Linked DNA regions of Homo sapiens: region 2 is linked to region 1. A link is a loop called in an ENCODE intact Hi-C map of the cell type or tissue named here. Cell type or tissue: mammary epithelial cell. All regions are shown on one strand. Each heading gives the region's core, and the rest is flanking DNA. Links, peaks and the distances in the headings are about the cores only. Region 1 overlaps NFIB (nuclear factor I B). Region 2 overlaps NFIB (nuclear factor I B).

Evidence for each region. Peaks named below come from ENCODE experiments on the same cell type or tissue, not always from the same donor. Only the 100,000 strongest peaks of a DNase experiment are listed, where the experiment ranks them.
Region 2: a loop joins it to region 1, with 2.9 times the contacts of the local background. A loop is called at or near these places in 5 of 110 quality-filtered maps.

The regions. Positions count from the first base shown.
Region 1 is chr9:14,076,450-14,087,112 of GRCh38, forward strand. NFIB (nuclear factor I B) reads right to left here. Exons shown (of 11, transcript NM_001190737.2): 11 at 5,399-10,663. Among named protein-coding and RNA genes, the nearest start is that of LINC00583, 150 kb to the left of the region's middle. In mammary epithelial cell, for the core only: a CTCF peak has its summit at 4,917; DNase peaks (open chromatin) are centred at 4,622 and 5,002; H3K27ac peaks cover 1,332 bases.
Region 2 is chr9:14,199,633-14,210,295 of GRCh38, forward strand. All of the region lies in intron 2 of NFIB (nuclear factor I B), which reads right to left. It also overlaps the pseudogene RPL7AP47. Among named protein-coding and RNA genes, the nearest start is that of NFIB, 110 kb to the right of the region's middle. RefSeq lists an enhancer at 4,856-5,355. In mammary epithelial cell, for the core only: no CTCF peak of the experiment used is centred there; a DNase peak (open chromatin) is centred at 6,059; H3K27ac peaks cover 2,251 bases.

The sequences.
Region 1 (10,663 bases), core at 1,509-9,508:
TCTCTCTGTGCCTCAGTTTTCTCATCTGTAAAATAAGAGTATTATCAGTATACTTCTCTTTTATCAGTCTTATGAGGATTAAATAAGATAATACAAGTGAAAGACTTAGCCCAGGGCATGACTCAGTAATAATTCAACAAATGGCAACTCCATTTACTCTTACATTGCTGCCAACAAAACTGTTTCCCTCTTATTTGAACTGTTTCCTGCCCTCTAGCATCCTCTGTGATGGACCTTCGTTACTGTTAATAGGAAAATCTTGACATTGGCGGCTTGGTGATTTCTAACATGTGCTATTAATTTGACTTATTTCTCCTCACAACCTTCCTTTAAACTCAACAGAAAATGTGCACTGAGGCTTCTCACCAGAGGGGCAGCCTGTGGGAATGGCACTGCATCAACAGAGAGCAAGAAGGGGAGACGCACCAAAGCCAGGGCGGCCCACATGGATGGCACTGGCTCAGGTAACACGCTCACGATTTGATCAGTATTCCCAGAAAGGACATAAGCTAGAACCTAGTTTGATTTCAGGCTACCCAGGCAAGAGATCAATGTGAATATTAATGTGATCTCTACCAGACCAATGGGTTTGTGTCTTCACAGGTGAGATTCCAGAACTTTCTGGATTTGGTGGTATACCTTTTATTCCAAACCTCAAAACATATTTGGGTATTTTTCTGCTTAAATAATAATCTTCTATGCTAAATTTTTATAAGGACATAAAATTAAATGTGCTTACAAGTTTAATTAAGTTAATTTTACAGATAAGAGTAGATATAATTGGAACTTCTCAGGAAAACTGAAGATATACGTATATGTTGTATTTGGGAAGGACACAAATGTATCAGAAAAAAAGTCAAGAACATTTAAGAATTGTTTCATCTCTACTGTATTCTGTCTAATCAGTTATTCAATTAGTTAAGAGCTAGCTATAATTCTGTGATGATTGTGGAGCTACAACTAAAATGTAAAATTGATAGGTTTATAAAAAAATTTGTGGTCTTAATTATTTCCTACTACCCAAGAATGTTATTTACATCTTTTTTTATCTTTTGGGTTTTCCCCCCTAATTTTAATATGATTCTTGCTTTTTCCAGGTTTTGTTGCACACATTAGAATATTAATATTTGGGTTCATTAAAGGGGGTTGATTACCTTCTAGTTTGTATATGTTTCTTCCAAAAGAAGAAAGCAAAGGCGACTATTACTTCCTTTCCCTTCATTTACCCTGCCTATGATGTCAATAGGATAGAAAGTACAATTAAAATTAGGTTTAACCCTACACTTCTTAATATGTGCGTTTTTCTGAAAACTCTGGAATGGAAAAGAGTGCTTATGTTTACAAATAGGGCGAGATATGTTTAAGTTATCATTATCTAATCTGAACACTAATTTGGAACTGATTACTTTGCTGGGTTATGAAACAATCTCAGCAGTTTCACAAATAAAAGTCCACAATAAACCCATATACTCCCACTTCTGCACTTTCTTGAAATCCAGTTTACATTGTCTTGCCTAGAATATGCTTTAATAGAAGTCAACATTTTTTGGCATAGAAAAATCAACGATTCTCGATTCAGTCAGTCTTCTGTTTAATAAATCAAGCAATAATTACAAGGCAGTTAAGAAATGGGGATATTTAAATCTACTGGATAATTTGGTAAGGTACTGGAAACACCAGGTTGTTTATGTGATTTTTACAAATAAGACAAAGAAGTGAGGTAGAAATGGATATTGTGCTGAAATTTTATTTTCAAATGTTTTAATTTGAATTTATTATGCCAAAGTTCCAACATCGTCATTCTTTTTTTTTTTTTTTTTTTTTTTTTTGAGACAGGGTCTTACTCTGTCACCCAGGCTGGAGTGCAGTGGTAGTGAAATCTTGGCTCACTGCAGTCTCAACTTCCCAAAGCTCATCTCCCACCACAGCCTCCTGAGTAGCTGGGACTACAGGCACATGTCACCACAACCAGCTAAGTTTTGCATTTTTTGTAGAGATGGGGTTTCCCCATATTGCCCAGGCTGGTCTTGAAATCCTGGGCTGAAGTGATCCACCTGCCTTGGCCTCCCAAAGTGCTGGGACTGCAGGCATGAGCCACTGCTCCAGGCCTGTCATTTCTGTTATTTCTCTGAATAGGTGTAAAGGCTTATAAGTTTTGCACTAACATAGAAAATTTTGATTCTGCAATATTGGATAAAAATCTGAGAAAGAGTAATTGGGAGAAACATGTGTGATAAGTACATGGTGGATTCCCTTAAAATTCTGTCTCTTTCTGGAAAGAATCTCTTTTCCCTCTGTACCTTGTGGGGTGCAGGTACAGGACACTGGTAGAGGTGGTGGGGATGGATCCAATAGAGCCATGGGCCATAAAACAATGCAGATCCCATGCATTTTCCTCAACAGTCACATGTACGAGCGGCAGTGAGGGCGTTCTGTAAAATAACAAGCCTCGTATGTAAAGGCAGCTCATGAGCTGCCTACAGCTCCAGCTGTTCTTGTTTAACATAAATGTCCCTTTCCAGGTCATCACAGCCTCTACCCTCCCATTGTTAACGCTGCCTGTTTAACCCAGTTATGTGGCGTGCCCCACCTCGTCTGTATCCAATTGTGTTTCTAACTCCTACAGCAAACAAAAACAACAACAAAAAAACAAGCAAGCACCAAGAAGTCTTCTTCATACGTACACAGAGGAATCATCTGTCTTAAAAAAATGATAGTGGCAATAACTTCATGCAAGGTTCCCCACCACCACTATGCCCTTAAGTCTATTATTCAGACCCTAGTGTGAGTGATTTCAATCCAATCAAAATCCACCAGTACAGGTACCCCAGAGTGGACATTTTGTTGATGTGGAGGAAAGGACCACTTCGGAACAAGAGATAGTGTGAGCATCATCGTAGATGCCAACTCAGAGTGAAAATGGCAATTTTGGACAAAGGACTAAGGATGGAATAGTGGCATTTGTGACCTGATGAAAGAGGAGTGAAAGACAATGCAGAAGAGGGGATTCCACAGAGGGAGGTATCCTGAAAGAAACAAACAAACAAAAAAAGTTTTGTTTCCTTTCTCGGTGGGAACAGCTGGTGTGTCCTGTAAAGACTCGGTGGGGCTCCTTGGTGTGAAGTTTGGAAAGTTCATATCTCAGCTTATCCAGTCTCTCCCAGTCCATTGTAGATTCCACATCCTTATCCAGTCCTCACCTTGGAGGGGAGAATGGAGTGTCAGGGAAGGGAAGGGAGGTGAGCCACTGCCCTCTTGCCTTGCAATTCCTCTTCCCCAGCTGCTTCGGTTTAATACCCATGACTTTCTCCATTTGAATACACGTCTATTCCTTGCAAATCCTAAGTGTCTCCTATAAAATAAAACTACTTGGAGAATTAATACACTTGAGAAATCAATGCTTTTCTCTCTTCACAAAGAAAAATACTGACAACATCTGAAGGGAAAGAAGGGAAAGTAAGACCACGTATGGGCATGCAGTTTCAGAAACGGTGTCTTGGAAGAAGTCTGCTGGAATACCTGTCAGGAAAATTCTGCTGGCTGACACAGAGTTAAAGCTAAAAGGGAAAGGAAGTCATGATCTCTGAACAGTAGCCATTCAATTATTTTTTAATCACAGTAAAACAAAACAAAACAAAAATGGCCAATAAAAATAATTCATGCCTTTATGTTCTTACCCCCAAAAAAAACGAATGAATCCATTCATTCCTGACTCATATATGTATCACATTGCCTAATAACATGTACCAGACACTGTGATAAAGGCTTTACATGTGCAATCTTATTTATCCTCTTAATAGTCTAATGAGACAGGTACTGTCATTAATATCTAATTTTACAGATGAGAGAACTGAGGTAAAGTTTATTTATTTGCTACACAGCTAGTCAGGGTATTTTCAGAATTTGAAATCAGGCAGTTTAACTTAAGGCATGGGCCTTCAATTGTTCCTGTGTATTCTTCCTTTGTAACTGCCATCTTTCTTTGATCCCTAAATATCTTTTTTTTTTTTTTTTTTTTTTTTTTTTTTTTTTTTTTTTTTGAGACAAGGTCTTGCTCTGTCACCCAGGCGCTGGAGTGCAGCGGCAAGATCATGGCTCACTGCAGCCTCAACCTCCCAGGCTCAGGTGATCCTTTCACCTCAGCCTCCTGAGTAGCTGGAAAAACAGACATGTACCACCATGCCTGGCTAATTTTTGTATGTTTTGTAGAGATGGGAGTGTCACCATGTTGCCCAGGCTGGTCTTGAACTCCTGGGCTCAAGCAATCCATCCGCCTCAGCCTAAATCTTGATCTCTGCCAATAGAGCCAAACGTTTTTAAAAAGGCAAAAATCTCTCTATAGGTAAAAGTTTTATTTCAATGATAATATTCTCAAACATTTCTTAAGAAATGTCTTCATTTTCTAAGAAATCCAATTACTGTCTCATACTTCCAGGATTCTCCAATTTTTTTTTTCCAGGATATTATAGTCCATCAATTTCCATACGACTCCACACACAGTGGTGGAAACCAGGGTGGTTTGGGGACATGAAAGAAACCTCAGCCACAAATCAGAGTTGGTCGGATCAGGCAGTCAGATCTGTCTCAGCAAGTCTTTGGTTGGGATAGTCAAATTCCAGGCATTTTTATCTCTATTTTCAATGAAGCTTGCATTATTTTTGCTTCATTTATGCACATCACTCAGATGGATCACAAAACCATTTAAGCTCATTCCTTTTCAATTAGCTATTATTGAACTCCAGCTGACTCCATTCAGAAATGCTGCTTTCAGTGAGGCTGGATTTGGGACCCGGTCCTCGGTTTTAGCCCTTGTGTATGTCTCCCTGTGAAAAGGGAACATCACCCCTGCTTGTGTTGAAAAGTAGCACTGCTTCTTGGAAACACAAGATGCTGCTCCTTTTCAGGCATTTGCAGGAAGAAATTGCTCTCCTGCAGTATTCATGTAACCACTAAACCCACAGCCACAGGGTGTCCCCGGGGCTTACCTTTTCTGTTCAGTGTTTGATGCCCTGTGGTTTTTCTCTCACAGAGACCACAGTCCAGTCATCATGGCACACATCGTCTTCAACGTATTGCTCAAAGGCCTTTCTCAGAGAGTGAGGTCTGCGATTCTATAACTGCACTTTCTTTTTTTTTTTTTTTACTGTCATTGTTTAGAAAGCTTGGGATGACTGTATTTATTAGGAACTGCAAGGAAGGATTATATAGATATACACAGATATACGGTTAAATATTGAACTGAAATATTAACTATCCCAGATGCTAATAATTAAATCAGTGCTACAAAACCCCCAAAGTTAAGGGCCAAGATCAATTTCTGGGACACTACTGACCCAACATTAATGTAGGCAGAACAGCAAGGAGACGATGAGGAGAAAAATAAAACATGAGGCCAGAGTCTGTAGCATAGCTCATTTTATTGTTTAAACAGTTTTTGCATAGGAAATATATCCGCTTCCAGTAATTGACTGCAGTATGAGCAGCTGCTAGCAGTATAGGCTGGATATAACAGTAACAATCACATTAAGTCAAGCTTGATTTACACCAGTTTAAAACTTGTGGCAATTGAGTTCATTTGCAACCCACAAAAAGTACCCAAAGAACGTTATCCTCCAACCGGGCACAATAAAACCTTCACTAACATTCTGGCCCAGTCTGGGGTTGATCCCAGAGGCCTGAACTCTAGAAATTAAGTAACTGTCGTATAATACATCCTACTGCTAAAGGTTTGTTACATGGAGATTGTGCATGTGCCTCCTTTTGTAAAAAAATTTAATTAAAATACAAGGTTCTGTATTTATGGCCCATGAGGACAAAATGCCAAAAGTTTTAAAATGGATCAACCCTGGTGTGTAGCTAGCAAGCAATAACTGACTACTCGTCACCTACAGTTGTACTAAATGTATCTAAAGAAACACACAGTCCTACAAAAGTTGTTCTCAGAGAAATATCATTGAGGTGGGGGCAGCTCTTCCCAGGATGCTAAAAGTTCTATATGATATAAGCACAAATTAACAGCTTGATGAAGACATAATCTACTGCAGCTTTGAGAAACCTATGCCTGGGATGTAGTTACCCCTCACATTCTACAATGTTGTAGAGATTTTTTTTCCCAAGAAAATGTCATTTGAAACATATTTACAACTGAACTCAACAGAGACTGTGAAATTGAACAGGCACTGCTCATTTGTTTGAGTTTTTTGGTAAACATTTTGCTGGTTTTTTTTTTTTGTTTGTTTCTTTCTTGTTTTGCATCAACTTTTATCAGTCCATGCAACTTCAATGCCCTCGATGAAGGATGCATAAAAAGCCATACTTCTTAAAAAAAAAAAAAAGAAAAAAAAAGACTTCCTTCTGCATAAAGAGATATATTTGCCACATCAGTCCCTGTAGCACAGTTTTCAAAACCATTCTGTCAAAAATACAGTAATACAAGACTGGCTTTAGTGTCACTAGCTTACACTGCTTTTCATGTATTTAGGCCACCTGTTGTTCCTGGTACTGTATCATGCAATAAGTCATCAAGGGCTTAGTCTAGTGTACCGGTAAGCTAGTGGCACTGAAGCGCTTTTCACAATCTCAACATACATTTGAATTGCAACACACAGATATTTCTAGAGTATTAACTAGTGAACCCTTTTATTATTAAAAAAAAAAAAAAACTACTTACAACCATTGAAGAAAAAATTGCAACAAAAAATGTAAAAATTGACCGTCTCCAACTTGTCCCCTTTACTATTAACAATGTGACCAACAGATCTGTGGCACGGACACAGTACAAAGAGTTGTCATGGCAATGAGTTTGGCTGATGCAAAGGTCATTGTGCAGGGTCAAAGGGCAAAATCAGTGGTCCATGTTACCCCCCAACTGCAGGGCTCCACTCCACCCACACAATTTTAGGGAATTAGAAAAAACAGGGGAACTACCAGAAAGTGCAAAATATGAAGAAGGCAGCTTTCAGCTCCTTCAGCATGGAGTAGAACATTCATTTTTGAGCTTTTACTATTGAACTTGAATAGCCTGCACATTAAAAAAAAAAAAAAAAAAAAAGTTTTCTATAGAAACCCAATTTCTTAAAGTCCAGAAAGCATGCAGCTGGTTAATGTTAACAAAAGACCTTGACAGGAACATGTAAACTATATTGAATGTCATGCTTGGGGCCTATCTGCCAGCAATATTGTAGAGTTGTTTCATTAAAAATGAATACTGTACACTGAATATGGGATAACTTTCTGCAGCCTTCATCATTTCACACAGTACATAGAATTTGAATCTAGGTAAAGAACATGTCCTGCTGTCACACCGCTGAAGATGTCCCTGTGCAATCTCTTTCGTTGAGTCCTTATGAAGCTACAAGTCACAAATCCAAGATTCTGCTCCCTGAGGACACGTTATGTGAGACATAGCACTGTTTTAGTTTTCTGCCTATCCTGAATGCTCTGTGAAACTTAACCTTAAATACCATCACGTAACAATCACAAAAACTTTTGCTAAAGGCCGTATATACTAATAAAAAGACAGTGGTGCTTCGACATTCTGAAATGCTCTGGAAACCAACTTTTCCAATACTAAATACAACAAAATAACCTTCATAAAATATAACTTTTCTCCATTTACACTTTTTTAAAGGATTAGTATCCTATGCTTTTCAAGCACAGGAATCTGTGAAATAACTCCTAACATGGACAGATTTTCTTTTTAATACATAACTTAAGAGACTGGAGAGTTTTAACTCAAGTCCAGTCTCTAAACAAGGAATATTCTTGTTTACTTTAAAAATGGAAACAACATATAGTTCCATTATAATTGTTAAAAAGTTAGCTTTACAAACATGGGAATTTTAATTTAAAAAAAATTCTTAACAAAACTATACAGTGTACAAATTACTGTCTACAAGGTAGGCGGTTCATTAAGAAGACCTTTCGCTCTTCTCGCTACTTGCAGCTTCACAGATTCATTCACATATTTTTTAATGGAGCTGCCCACCCGAACATTACCCGATAACTATATTGCTATAATTAAGATTTTTGCCATGTCTTTATGTACAGTCTCCTTCACTGCCTTTTATTTTTTTCCTTAGACAAGCCTCAAATGCTCACGTCACTCCAGGGGTAACACGCTTCAGAGGCACTGTGAGTGGTGGGTGGCAGGGCAGCACACAAAGGCTGAACAGTGCCACGGAACTGATGGTTGGAGACACCACTCCCTACTCATGCCCTTGGGTGACCTTCGCCATCCTGAAGCTCTGCAGTTCTGGGTAAGGGAGGGGCGTGCAAGACCTGCAAAAGTGGGGCCCTTCGTCAGAATATACTTCCTGGTACACGAGGAGGAGGCCGAAAAGTTGATTTGAGATTTTATATATATAGTAGTACTTTTAATAGTTTTATCTCAAAAAGGAAAGAAGAAAAAATTGATTTGAAATAAAAAAAGCAACACTTGAACTAGGCCTTTGTATTCAAGAGGCAGGCAGGAATACCCACAGTGTGTAACTTGGTTAGCTAGAACTGCTCACTGGCAAAAAAGAGAGCGAGTCTGCCTTTAAAAAATACTGTGTGTCCTGTGAGGTTCATTTGTTCACCTAATAGGTCAAAGATACATGAAGAGCTTGGCTGAGATGATCTGTTTGCTACCAGGGCGAGTATCACAGAAATGATTGGACTTACTTTTGAACTTGCACTGCTAGGATCCCGCTGTGCTGTTCAGCATTTGGGCTATCAAACTGAATGGGCTAATCAAATACAATTCTCCAGCCCATAAGCATTGTTCTAAAGTATTCATTATTAAATGATATGCTGTGAGAACAATTGACAGTTTATTTTATTAGGCCATGGCCTAGGGGAAGGGGGCCAGGGGACTCCTTAAGACAGCCTACCATGTGTCACCAATTCTGAAAGATTTTCCTTCTAGTAATGAATACACTCAATGGGACTGGGCGGTGAGGGAAAGGCAAAATAAAACCAGCCTCCATTCAGCCTCTAGCCCTCAGGGGAAACGAAATCAAATATATAGTTAAGGTACCATTCCTTAAAAAAATCCCATCAGCATCTAATGGGTTTAATTCATCCACAGGAAGATTAATTGCTTAAAATTCTATATTTCCCTTCTGCTCTGGTTCTCAGTTTTAAAAGGGGAGATAAAATGAAAACAGGATTTACTTTTTTGTTCCTTAAAAATTGAACTTTGATTTTAATCTATCAGTCCAAATACATTCAACAATAGCAACCCTCTGTTCAATCTTCTGGATATTAAAAAAAAATCCAAGTGCACTGCCATCCATTTGAAGTAGTAAGTCACAGGTAAATCATATCCTATCATTAATGAAATGAAATGGGGACGAAAAGTGGCAGAAAAGGAATACGGGAGACTCCCTCCAACAGGTCTAATGTGTTTTCTAGGAGAAAGAATATTCATGTGTTAAACTCTCAAAAGTGTTAAACATCCAACATCCCCTATGTGGACATTTCAACAAATATTTTTGCCAAATATGAGACAGGCTCACTCTCCACTGTGGATCTGGAACTTTCAAGAAAAACTATCACCAAGCCAAGTCTGCCTTTTTAAGCCAAGTCTGCCTCCAGGAGAATTTGTTGTGTTTGCTTGTTCTTACTATTGTGTTGTTATGAAAACCAGTAATGAGTTCAGCTTGCAACCCAGGTGGGAAGTTAGAGAGGGGAACCTGTGTAAGTTGAAGTTTGTCACAGTAGGCAGAACAGTCGCTTTGCAGCCCAGGCCCATCTCAGGGTGCACTGCTTCACAGCTACACTGCAAAGTGTTAAAAATCCTCCCACCCACCCCAGAATATATATATATGTATATTAAAAAAAATCCCCTGTCCATCTCTCAGTACACAAAAGGACCTCATCACACTGCAAAAATAGCAGTACCCACTTTGGTCAATTAAAACAAACAAACAAACAAAAAAGCATACATTATTTTTTTTTTAAATCTGTGTACTTACCTATAATAACCAATACAGCTAAAAGCACTACCTACATAGGCAAAACTTGGTATTGCATAATTCGTATAAATTTGAAACCCCTCCCCCCCAAATATTAATTGGAAGATGAAAAACATGAAAGGTTAATAGAAAAAAACACCAAAATACTGAAAATATTGCTGGTCGATTACAATTTTTAAGCGGCAACTATACACAGCCATGATATGCTTTATAAATGTGAGATAAAGGTATAACTGTCTAAAAAATCCATGATGTCACACATTTTTCTTCGTCTGGAGTACAAAATATTTTGTCATAAAAATGGTAAAGATTTAAAATGATAATAAATGCAGCAAAACAAGTGTAGTGATGTCACTTTGTTGTATTTTTTTGTTTTTTTTTTTTTGTTTTTTGTTTTTTAGATTTCAAGGCAAGGCACGTAATGTGGACATTATATCTTCGTGCAAATTAGGATTACTGGAAAGAGTATTTTTAATTAAAATTTTAAGAGACATAGAGGCAAAATGTGTCTGCCCATGCACACTATGGATCTGTCAATACAAGAAATTTGTTGAACAAGGCTAATGTCTGAAAGCACCATGCAAGTTTTCAGCACCCTGATTACATTTGTTTTCTCAAGAGTGCGTTTTTATATCCTACACCCTGGCGTTCCCAGTTTGTAAACTGTAAGCTTTACCCTTGTGACATGGATTTGCCTGCCTCTT
Region 2 (10,663 bases), core at 1,400-9,399, 120 kb after region 1:
TTTGTGAAAGGGCCATGTATGTTTGTGCTTTTGGTTTTAGCTAATAAGACTTCCACTTGGTCATTTATTTTTATTTAAAAGAAATTCTCAAGTCAACATTGCAGACTGATTATGACTTCAGTTCATTGGAGGATCCAGGATCCATTTTTTTTTTAATTTCACAAAACTCCTGAAGATATCCAAGGAGACTGCAGAGTTGCACCCAGTTTCCACTCAGCTATTGTTTTTACTTACACATTAGTTGGCTCAATCATATTTGCTAAGGTATTTCTGTATGTACTAGCATAAAATCACCACTTTCTGAGTCTTTTACAGCTAAAATAGGGAATCACGCAGGGAGAACAGGAGCAGAAGGGATTGTCCAAATAAACTGTTCCTTACTGCTGCTGCTAACAGAGTGAATCCAGGGACCTGGAGCCTGGAGCATAATTTTGCCCCTAGGTCTGAAGGCCTGGTAAGAGCAATTTAAAGGGGTGTGCTCAGTAGTTGGGCATATTTCCTTCTATTTTCTGTGAAACTGTTCATGCCTTCTTCAAAACTCAAAGCAAAATTTCAAATTAGCTTCTCCTCCTTAAAATATAGTAGTCAATGGTGAAATTTGATGAAGAAAATGCAAATTTCCTCTCAGAACTGGTAGAAGAGAAAGATTACAATAAACATAATCCACTGTTTTCATCAGAAGTTTCTTAAAGTCTACAGAATATTCATCCTTTAAGCAACCCAGGACCCCAGAATCTGTTTCAGTGAAGTTAGACCAAGGAATAAAACACAATACCAAAACTCACATACTCTCTGATCACGATGTGAGATAAGAAAATAATAATCCTCATGCCCAACACTAGCTCTCAGGATCGGTAAGTCTAAGTATGTGTTTCAGCTCCAAAATTACTATTTTTTTTAAAACACGACTTGACTTTCCCAGACTCTACTTAGTTGACTTTTCACACTAAGTATCCCTAGCTTTTGGAAATTCTCCTTCCCTTTTCCTTTAGGGCACCACTCCTTTCTTAGGTCCAATCCTCTATTTCTGAGGGCTGCTTTCCTGTCTTGATGGCTATCTCCTTCTCTTCTGTTGGTCCCTTATATGTTGGTGATCCCAAAGACGATCCATCCAACTTGGCCATCTTCTTGTCTTTGTACATTCCCCCTCAGCAAACTCAGCTAGGTCCATGTTTACAAATACTACCCGTTTTTTGAGAACTCTGTATCTCCATATCTAGCCCTAACCTCTTCTTTAACTGCAAAACTCCTCCTGATGTTGCTAGTGCACAACCTTTGTACACTCTTGCCTCCCCGCAACCAATCCATATCTCAATTAATGGCATTCACAGCCATTCAGTTTCCCAAGCTGAAAATGCTCATTCCAGAAACCCCAACTCCCCAAAGCTTCACATTCAGTTGTCAGCCCAGACTCTATCTTCCTTTCAAGCCTATTTCCCCATCTCCATCCCAACTGGTGCTAAGTCCCTTATTGAGCTTCACATTTTTACCTCACAATAGCCTCAGCCTCCTCAGGCCATTATGATTCACTCTTCACACTATAACCAGACTCCATCCTCTGCATAGCCACCAGGAATCACAACACTTCACTCCTTAAAACACCTTGGTGGCTTCCAATTGCTAGCTAGGATAATCTACAACCTCCTTAGTACAGCATTCAAGGTGCTCCATAACCTGGCCCCAGCCTAGCCTCACTCTCACAGAAACCATCACCCTTTACCCTCCCCCTCACACCCACACCCAACTTCCTAATATTCTTCTTAACAGTCCTAGAATATGCCGTGCAACTGCAGGTCTGTGCCCTTGCTCATAAGGTTTCTATGCCTGGAATATCCCTTATTTGATGCAAGACAAACGCCTAATTCATCTTTAAAAGCTCTTGAATTTCGTCTGTTACAACCTTCCTGAACCTTATTGCCCCATCTAATGAGACCACCCTCTGGGGCCCACATGGTCTTGCTCACACTTTAGTGCAGGGCCCGACCAGTGCATTATAGTTGGTTGTTTATACATTACTTCTCTCCAAGATTGTGACCTCCTGTATCCCAACTTACCCTGAATAATTTTGGGAATCTATTTAAATGGCATACAAATTTATCTTGGATGTACTATCCATGAAGAAACTGAGACAAAGAGCATTAATTCCCAAAAGAAAGACAAAGTAACCTTAAAAAAAAAAAGTCATAATGAGCTATCAATTTATACAGGTAATTAACATTCAATATTCTGATTGTGACATATACAGATGATATTTATCCATTCGTTTATTTTTTTGAAAAGGACTGAACACCTACAGTGGTCCATGTATCATCCTTGGAACTCAGTCTACAACAGTCAATAAAAGATGATTTGTTCTTGTCTTCATGGAGCTTATGGTTTCATTTGCACAATGTTGACTTTCATTCACTTGCTAGCAGGTAAAATGTGCTCTCTATACAATTTACAAATAAGCAGAATCTGTAATCATTATATTTTGAAGATAAAATTGATACTTTTCACACACACACACACACACACACACACACACACACAAAGATTTAGCAGTGGGACAAACTTTTTCATTTAATTTTTGTTTATAGCAACTAAAACATGAGAGACTAAAAGCCACAGACTGCAAAAGCATTGTTTAGCTGTGATAAGCAGAATGTGTAAAGGTGGTATGATGGCACAACAGCTATTGCAGCATGAAATAATGAGACTATAAAATAATGAGACCACAGTTTTAAAATTCTCCGACTTCCATTATCTTTCAGAATAGATGAAAGGGGTCTACTGACTAGTTCGGGAGCTGAAGAGTCAAATACTATTTTAGGATGAAAATTACTTTGTGGTCACATCCCATTATAGAATATTGATGGAGCCACACTACATGAAAGTCTCAAAAGGAGTACTGAGAGAAAACATCGTTAAGAATTGGTTTTCTGCTACTCAAACCCATCCTCAAGAAAAAACAAAAGCTAATTTAAAAAAATCATCACCAAAGCAAAGTTTCTAAATGGAATGACATAAAAATATCGGTTCTACGTTTCTTGTCTTTTAGAAAAACGACCCATATGTGTAGTATTTTATATGGTTTTCTCTAACGTATCTGAGAAATGGGTAAGCAAATCTATGCAAAGAGATATCATGGATTGTGATGTCATATTTCTTATGAAAAAAATCACCTTCACAATGTCAATTAATACCAAATTTAGCTTTACAACTCCATGAACTCTACCATTTTTTAGGTTAGCTGAAAACGATCTATTGACTAGCTTTGTGAGCTGAACAGTTGAATGCTACTTACATAGAAAATTATTTCTTTCACTCCATAAGAATAATTATCATGGCGATCACACAATTATTACAATTACATCTGTAAGAACTGTTACTGGGAATTTATCTCTGAAACAGTCTCATGCCTTGCAGGGGACATTTATCTTTTTGAATGATCATCAACACGAGTGTCTTTTTGTAGCTATATAAGTGATTTTTACCTCCTTCTATTAATATCCTCTTGCATGCTTTAGAAGCCAAAGGAGACAGCCCCCACATTTTTTTTTTCCTAAAGCAATTGTTTCAGTTAAGCCAGGCCCATGGCATCTTTTGAGACAGAAAGCTACCCTTTCCATTCACGGCAACATAACATTCACAATGTGCTTTCCTAAATGGATGGAAAACCCCTCAAAAAAGCCCCTCAAATCTGTGTTTCATAAACTGTACTCTTAGCAATAAAGTTTATTACAGACCTAAAGTATCTGCATAAACCCGGTTAATTGAAAAGTGGGTGGAGAAGGCTGCCAAATTAAATGTTTACATTAGCACAGCTGTATTGTAAAAACATTCTGCCCCCTGTGCTTTGTAATTATAAGATATTTCTGGACTGTGTATCTCTACAAAGTTTATCTCCACTGCCAAGAGTGTCTTGGCACGGAGCGACTGCAGTTTTTGGCAGCCAGGAGCTCTCCGCGCGGGCAGGATCTAAAATGGCTGCCAAGCGGCCTCCTGAAATGTCGCCGGCCTGGGCCCGCCTCACCAAGGGCAAAGGCCAACCCTGCTACCAAGGCAGGGTCTAAAGTCTGTCTCACAGGAAGTCAAAATGTGTATTTCCCTCATAAATAAGACTTGGTACCACAACTTTTGTGTTGCAGTAGTTAAAGCTGCTTGAAAAACTAACTACAAAGGAATATTGGAATACTACCAGATAGAAAATGGTGACAAGGGGTCTTTTACGAAATTCTGCTGACCTCAACATTTCAATCACACATAATGCCCGCAATATTTTCTGCTGATTAAAGAAACTCATTTAATTTGTGGGGAAAAAAAAATGTTAAAAAAAACCTCAACAAATTCTGACCATATTAAAACATACTACAGAGAAGCATAAGCAAAGCCAACACTTTCCCATTTGCAATGGCATGATTTTGACATAAACTTATAATCTCTATCAAAGCATACGTGTATGAAAAATGAAAACCAAAAAATTAATTTGTTTTCTTCTCATCCTTTAACAGGCTATGTTTGTCTTACAACATTAAAATAACATTAACAAAAGAAAACCTTTTCATACCTTTCTATGGCACAGGCCTCAAAATTTGAGGAATGATCTCTCTTTTCCCGCCGTCCACTGCCCAAGATGTGGAAAGGAAAGAAGGCCAAGGGGAAGAAGGTGGCTCCGGCCCCTGCTGTCTTGAAGAAGCAGGAGGCCAAGAAAGTGGTCAACCCCCTGTTTGAGAAAAGGCCTAAGAATTTTGGCATTAGACAGGACATCCAGCCCAAAAGAGACCTCGCCCGCTTTGTGAAATGGCCCCGCTATAGCAGGTTGCAGCGGCAGAGAGTCATCCTCTATAAGCGACTGAAAATGCCTCCTGCGATTAACCAGTTCACCCAGGACCTGGACCACCAAACAGCTACTCAGCTGCTTAAGCTGCCCCACAAGTACAGACCAGAGACAAAGCAAGAGAAGAAGCAGAGGCTGTTGGCCCGGGCGGAGAAGAAAGCGCCGGCAAAGGGGACCTCCCCACTAAGAACACCTGTCCTTCAAGCAGGAGTTAACACCATCACCACCTTGGTGTAGAATAAGAAAGCTCAGTTGGTGGTGATTGCATACAACATGGATCCCATCGAGCTGGTTGTGTTCCTGCCTGCCCTGTGTCGTAAAATGGGGGTCCCTTACTGCAATATCAAGGGGAAGACAAGACTGGGACATCTAATCCACAGGAAGACCTGCACCACTGCTGCCTTCATACAGGTTAACTCAGAAGACAAAGGGGCTTTGGTTAAGCTGGTGGTAGCTATCAGAACCAATTACAACGACAGAGCCAATGAGATCCGTCATCACTGGGGAGGCAATGTCCTGGGTCCCAAGCCTGTGGCTTACATTGCCAAGCTCAAAAGGCAAAAGCTAAAGAACTTGCCACCAAACTGGGTTAAATGTACACTGTTGAGTTTTCTGTACATAAAAATAATACAAATTTCCCTTCAAAAAACATCTGAGGAATTAACTATGTCTGTGGCATAAAACTGAAAAAAACCGAGATCAGATACATAGTCTCTGTGAGTGAGTTCCAAGGGCTGACCAAAGGAACAAAAATTGGAAGGAAGGGAGGGGAGGGGAGGGGGAAAAAAGAAGGGAGGAAGGAAGGGGGAGGGAAAGCAGGGTGGGAGGGAGGGAAAGAAGAAAGGAAGGGGAATGAAAACGTGGGAGGGAGGAAATGATGGAGACACTGCATGGAACTAAAAATACATACTGATTTGTTCATAGTAGGAATATAAAAAACACTTGAAGAATTAAAAATACTTCATAAGTACACCTTCATAAGTACGATATATACACAAGGTATATATTGTCTCTGTCCTTTTTTTCTCTGTTAAACTTAAATCCCAGCTAACAGGCTATGTTCACAGCAGCCAAATACTGCATAATGAGGTCAGTGGATTTTTCTTTGAGACTGTTCCGCAAGTTTAAGCTCAGGTTGAGAGACACATTAGGCCTGGTGTACTCCTGTAATCATCATTGGCAGTGATTACTGTTTGGTAATCTAAGCTTCAACTGAATCCAACATTCTTGCCTCTGCTGAAAGATAATTCAGAGGTGAAAGATGAATTCCATAATGCTGACACAAACTGGTGGTATTCATCATAGTGCTTATTCACTGAATGCCCATTCTAGCTTGAATTATATGTCCACACACTCAGCAGAGCCACACCAATATTGTTTACTTAATTTTTTTAAGTCTCCATTTTAGGAGAAGAAAATCTAATGTCTCTTTAATCGTATATTTTGAATAATGTCTATTCTCCAGTAGTCACCTGAAAAACACACACACACACACACACACACACTTTTCCTGGACCTTTTTACAGCAGAATAATTTCTCAGCATTATTAATTATGTTTCTGCGTAAAAGACATTTAGGGACTTTTATCCTTTGTTTAATTAGTTATCAAAATAATCAGTCACACAGCTATTTAATAATGGGCCACTCTTAACAGACAGGTGAAACAGAGTGGTTGTGTTCAAAAAATATTTCTAGTTCACTAGTAACTTACTAACTCTCTCTCTCTTTTTTTTTTTTTTCTTCTTTGAGATGGAATCTCACTCTGCCACTCAGGTGCAGTGGTATGATCTCGGCTCACTCGCAACCTCCGCCTCCCAAGGTTCAAACAATCCTCCCACCTCGGCCTCTTGAGTATCTAGGACCACAGATGCACCTGGCTAATTTTTTTGTATTTTTGGTAGAGACAGGGTTTCACCATGCTGCCCAGGCTGGTCTCAAACTCCTGAGCTCAAGCAATCTTCCTGCCTCGGCCTCGCAAACTGCTGGGATTACAGGTGTGAGCCAAGCACCTGGCCCTTACTAACACTCTTAAAACTTGAGCTAATTTCTTTCCTTTCATGAGATTTTATGGTCTGACACTGCTGACTTATTACCTTTTCTTCCTTGAGAGTTTCCAAATACTAAAACAACAATCTGCTCAACAAACAGAAGAATTCGATAAATGTTGATTGACCATCTAGTACCTGCAAAGAGACCCTATGCTATCATATACAGAGTTATGAGATTCAGACAACATGCTTTACAAAAAAAAAAAAAAAAAAAAAAAAAACCTAAGGGATGGTTTCAGATTTTGCCTGTGTCTTAGTTTCAGTCATGTTTGGTATATATTGCCAAGTAGCTATATTTTATATCCCCAACTAGAATACAAGTTTTTGGAGATCATGCTCTATGTCTTACTGACTGCACAAGACAGTGCAACGCATATAAAATTGTCACCTACAAATGAAAGGATTCCAGTGAGGCTAAATGGTGATTAGCTGTGTAAAACCCCACTATTCCATACATTGTATGTGCTTACAATGTTAGCTTATCCTCCTCTTAGCAGCAAATATCTTCTAGGTGAACAGTAATAAAATAATAGTAAGGCTAACAGTCATTGAGTATTTGTTTACATGTCCAATACTGTTCTCAATATTACGGTATCCATAGATTTCGTCCTTGCGATAACACTAAGGGATGCTATTATTATTCCCATTTTCAGATGAGAAAACTTGCCTAAGGCTATCCAACTAATAACTGAAAAAGCCAGGAATTAAACCCAAGCCAAACTGACCCCAGAATCCAAACTAAATTACTGTCTTCCCAAATTAGAGGTGTCACCACTGGACAGAAAAAGAGATACAGTCCAGGTAGAGGTTGCACCTCTGCAATTACAGGGCTCCTTAGTCAATTTTTTCTAATTTTTGACACATACCTTCCCAATTTTCCTGGCAAAAGCCTCCCTTGAGTGGAGGCCACTGACTGTGGGGAGTTTATGTTGTGGTTTGGTAATGTGTACAAACTGGGAGGAGGATGAGACCAGAAAACCCCTTTTGCCCATAGCATGCCACAAATTGAGGACTAAGTCAGTGCATGCTGCTGACAGGCAAAGGGCCAGCTCGGCATGAGCAGCTCCGTGCAGGGACTGCATGTGACACCAGACACCATTTTCAAAGCCACTACCTTCCTCCTTCCCCACAAACCTCTTCATCTCCCACCAAAGTCCTGAAGCTTCACCACAGGATCAAGTAATCCCCCTCTAAGCCACATCTCGTAAATGAGAGTCTAATTTCTCCCACGTGTCATTTTTCACATGAATGTTACTACGGTCTTGGCTGTACTTAACCAGAGTTCAAGGTCTGATGGTTTATCTACAGAGACAACATGACCACAGAGAAGAGCCCGTTTCCATTGCCACCTGAAAGACAGATCCACCAACACAATGTTCACCACTTTCTCACACAGGGCTAAATGAGACTCAAGGAAAGAGCCCAAGGTCAAACATTTCCTTGGTTGAATTTAGGTGGTGGGTTCCCATACAGAGCACAGCACCATCAGATTCACAAGGCCAAATGCCTCAGCATGATGACTTGAAAAGATGACAAGCTGCACACAATGTTCAAAATCTAAATTCAAAGGTCACTTCCCACTCCCTAAATAGTTTTATACCCCAAAAGTCATTTTAGAATCATCTTTCCACTTTTATTCCATATTTGTAATCTGATTTTAATGACCTCAGGGTAGGCCATTTTTTTAAACTCCAGACAGGTTCTAATTCATCTATACAACAAAGCAATACGTGGTGTTAAAAAAAAGACTAAGAGAGTAAATCGATACGTGTTCAGTGTAGTGGCAGTTTAGATTTTTTTTCTTTCAATTGGCAATCCTTCCGACATCAAGGTTAAATTGTACTAAAAAAGAAAAAAATTACACCTCATTCCAAATTTGCTAATTCAAGAAGAACTGAATTATTCTCACGTCTACTTGTGGCAAAACAAGAAATTACTTTATGTCTCAAATGTGAGTATGAATTACGACTAAATTCATAAAAACAGACGTGACTTAAGTTTTTATTTTACTACTTTGAAGTTGTAATGTGTTCATTTTCCTGGTATTTTTACTTAAAAGAGCTTTTTTTTTTTTTTCCTTAAGGACTCTTCACAAGTACTTTTGATAGAGTGGTATAAAATTATCCTATTCCAATGACCATAATATGAAAATCATTTTGCCAAAAAACATCCTGGAAGTTTCCCTCATTTTAGGTACTTGGGATTATTCTCATAAACTGAGGACCATTCAACAATGTTTTGAAGATATACAGTATTCTATTCAGAGGACAAAGCATATATTCAAAAAAATGCAAAAATATTCATCTTTTCTCAAACAACTCCAGTATTAAATTCATCTAGACCCACTGATTCACTCAGTCTTTTTTTTAAGTTTAGTTTCCAATATGATATTATTTCTGCCCTCATCTCTTCCTTGCAACACCCCACCCATAAGGGAAAAGAAGAAACAGTCAGAGATGAAAGAACAACAAAAATGTACACAAAAATGAAATGTTTTCTGATAAGTAGCATGTCAGAGTAAACAAGTTATTTTTTTCCACTATCACTTTCTTACATGATCTACAGCAAAATTATGTTGCCTCTGTCTTATGAATCATCAATACATCACAGCCCAGCCTTTTTCATATATAGTGGGAAAAATGCTGCAGATTATAACTACTGTTTCTGACATGGAGATATTTTTAATTCATTTTTATGACATGCTTATGTTCTTTTCATCACTGAATAATTGCTCGTTTCCAATACTAAGCTGGTATTTCTTTAAAGTTCACGTAATTGCACTACTGGTAACTTTAGGATTTGGAAGGAAAAGGATCACAATCGATAAGCAAATGCAATGACGGGCACTGACAAAGACTCAACATTTATTAGAAGGCAATTGCTAGAGAATGTGGCTTTAATTGTGCATACATATTTTTATTCATTAAGATGAATAACCAATAAAATCCCACACTATGGTGTCCCAGCCTCATAACACATTAATAAAGTTTCTTAAAGGTTTTGGCAGGGGGCCAGCACAGTCCATTAACTCTTTGCAAGTTGTAAAAAGAAGTAAAGTCATTTCAGTTTGTTTTGTGGTTATGAATGAAACAGCAGGCAGCCTGTATGGAAACGTCACTTTGGATATGGTATTGGTAATGGACGCTTTGCTGCGCAATCAGAACAGTGTGGGGAGAAGTTAATGCATCCTACCACAACCCAAGCCCAGACGCACTGAAAAGCTAATTTACTTAAAAGTGGAGGGAAAAGAGCAGAGGACTACAAGTTTGGAAGATCTATTTATTTTGCTAATAGGCTGTCACACTGCCTCTGGGTAAACTTGCCCACTGTGAAACCCAAAAGTACAGGATACATTTTAAATGACTAGAACTGCTTTTCCTGATTATTTTTTTTTTTCCTAAAAAAAACCTGGTTGCTTAGGCATTCACTTGGTGAGGGCTGGATCATAAATTACAAAAATGCTTTTTATTTAATACAAGAAGCAAAATTCTATCCTTTCTACGTTTTTGTTTTACATACTTGAATTAAGTCATATAAATAACTACAACAATTGGTAGCTATGTATTTGTCTCCGACTTTGCCTAACAATTTGAATTGAAGCGCTACACATCTCCCCAAAGCTTTACAATGCCATCTGTTCTCATTTTTCATGACACTACAAACATTTTCCTTTGGAAAAAGGATTCTGTATTTTGCTTCCTTTTTAGAATGAAAACTGGAAAACTTGAATGAAACTAAATATATAGAGAGGCATCCAAGTTGTACGTGTAAAGTAGTAAATGTAGAGGGTATTTA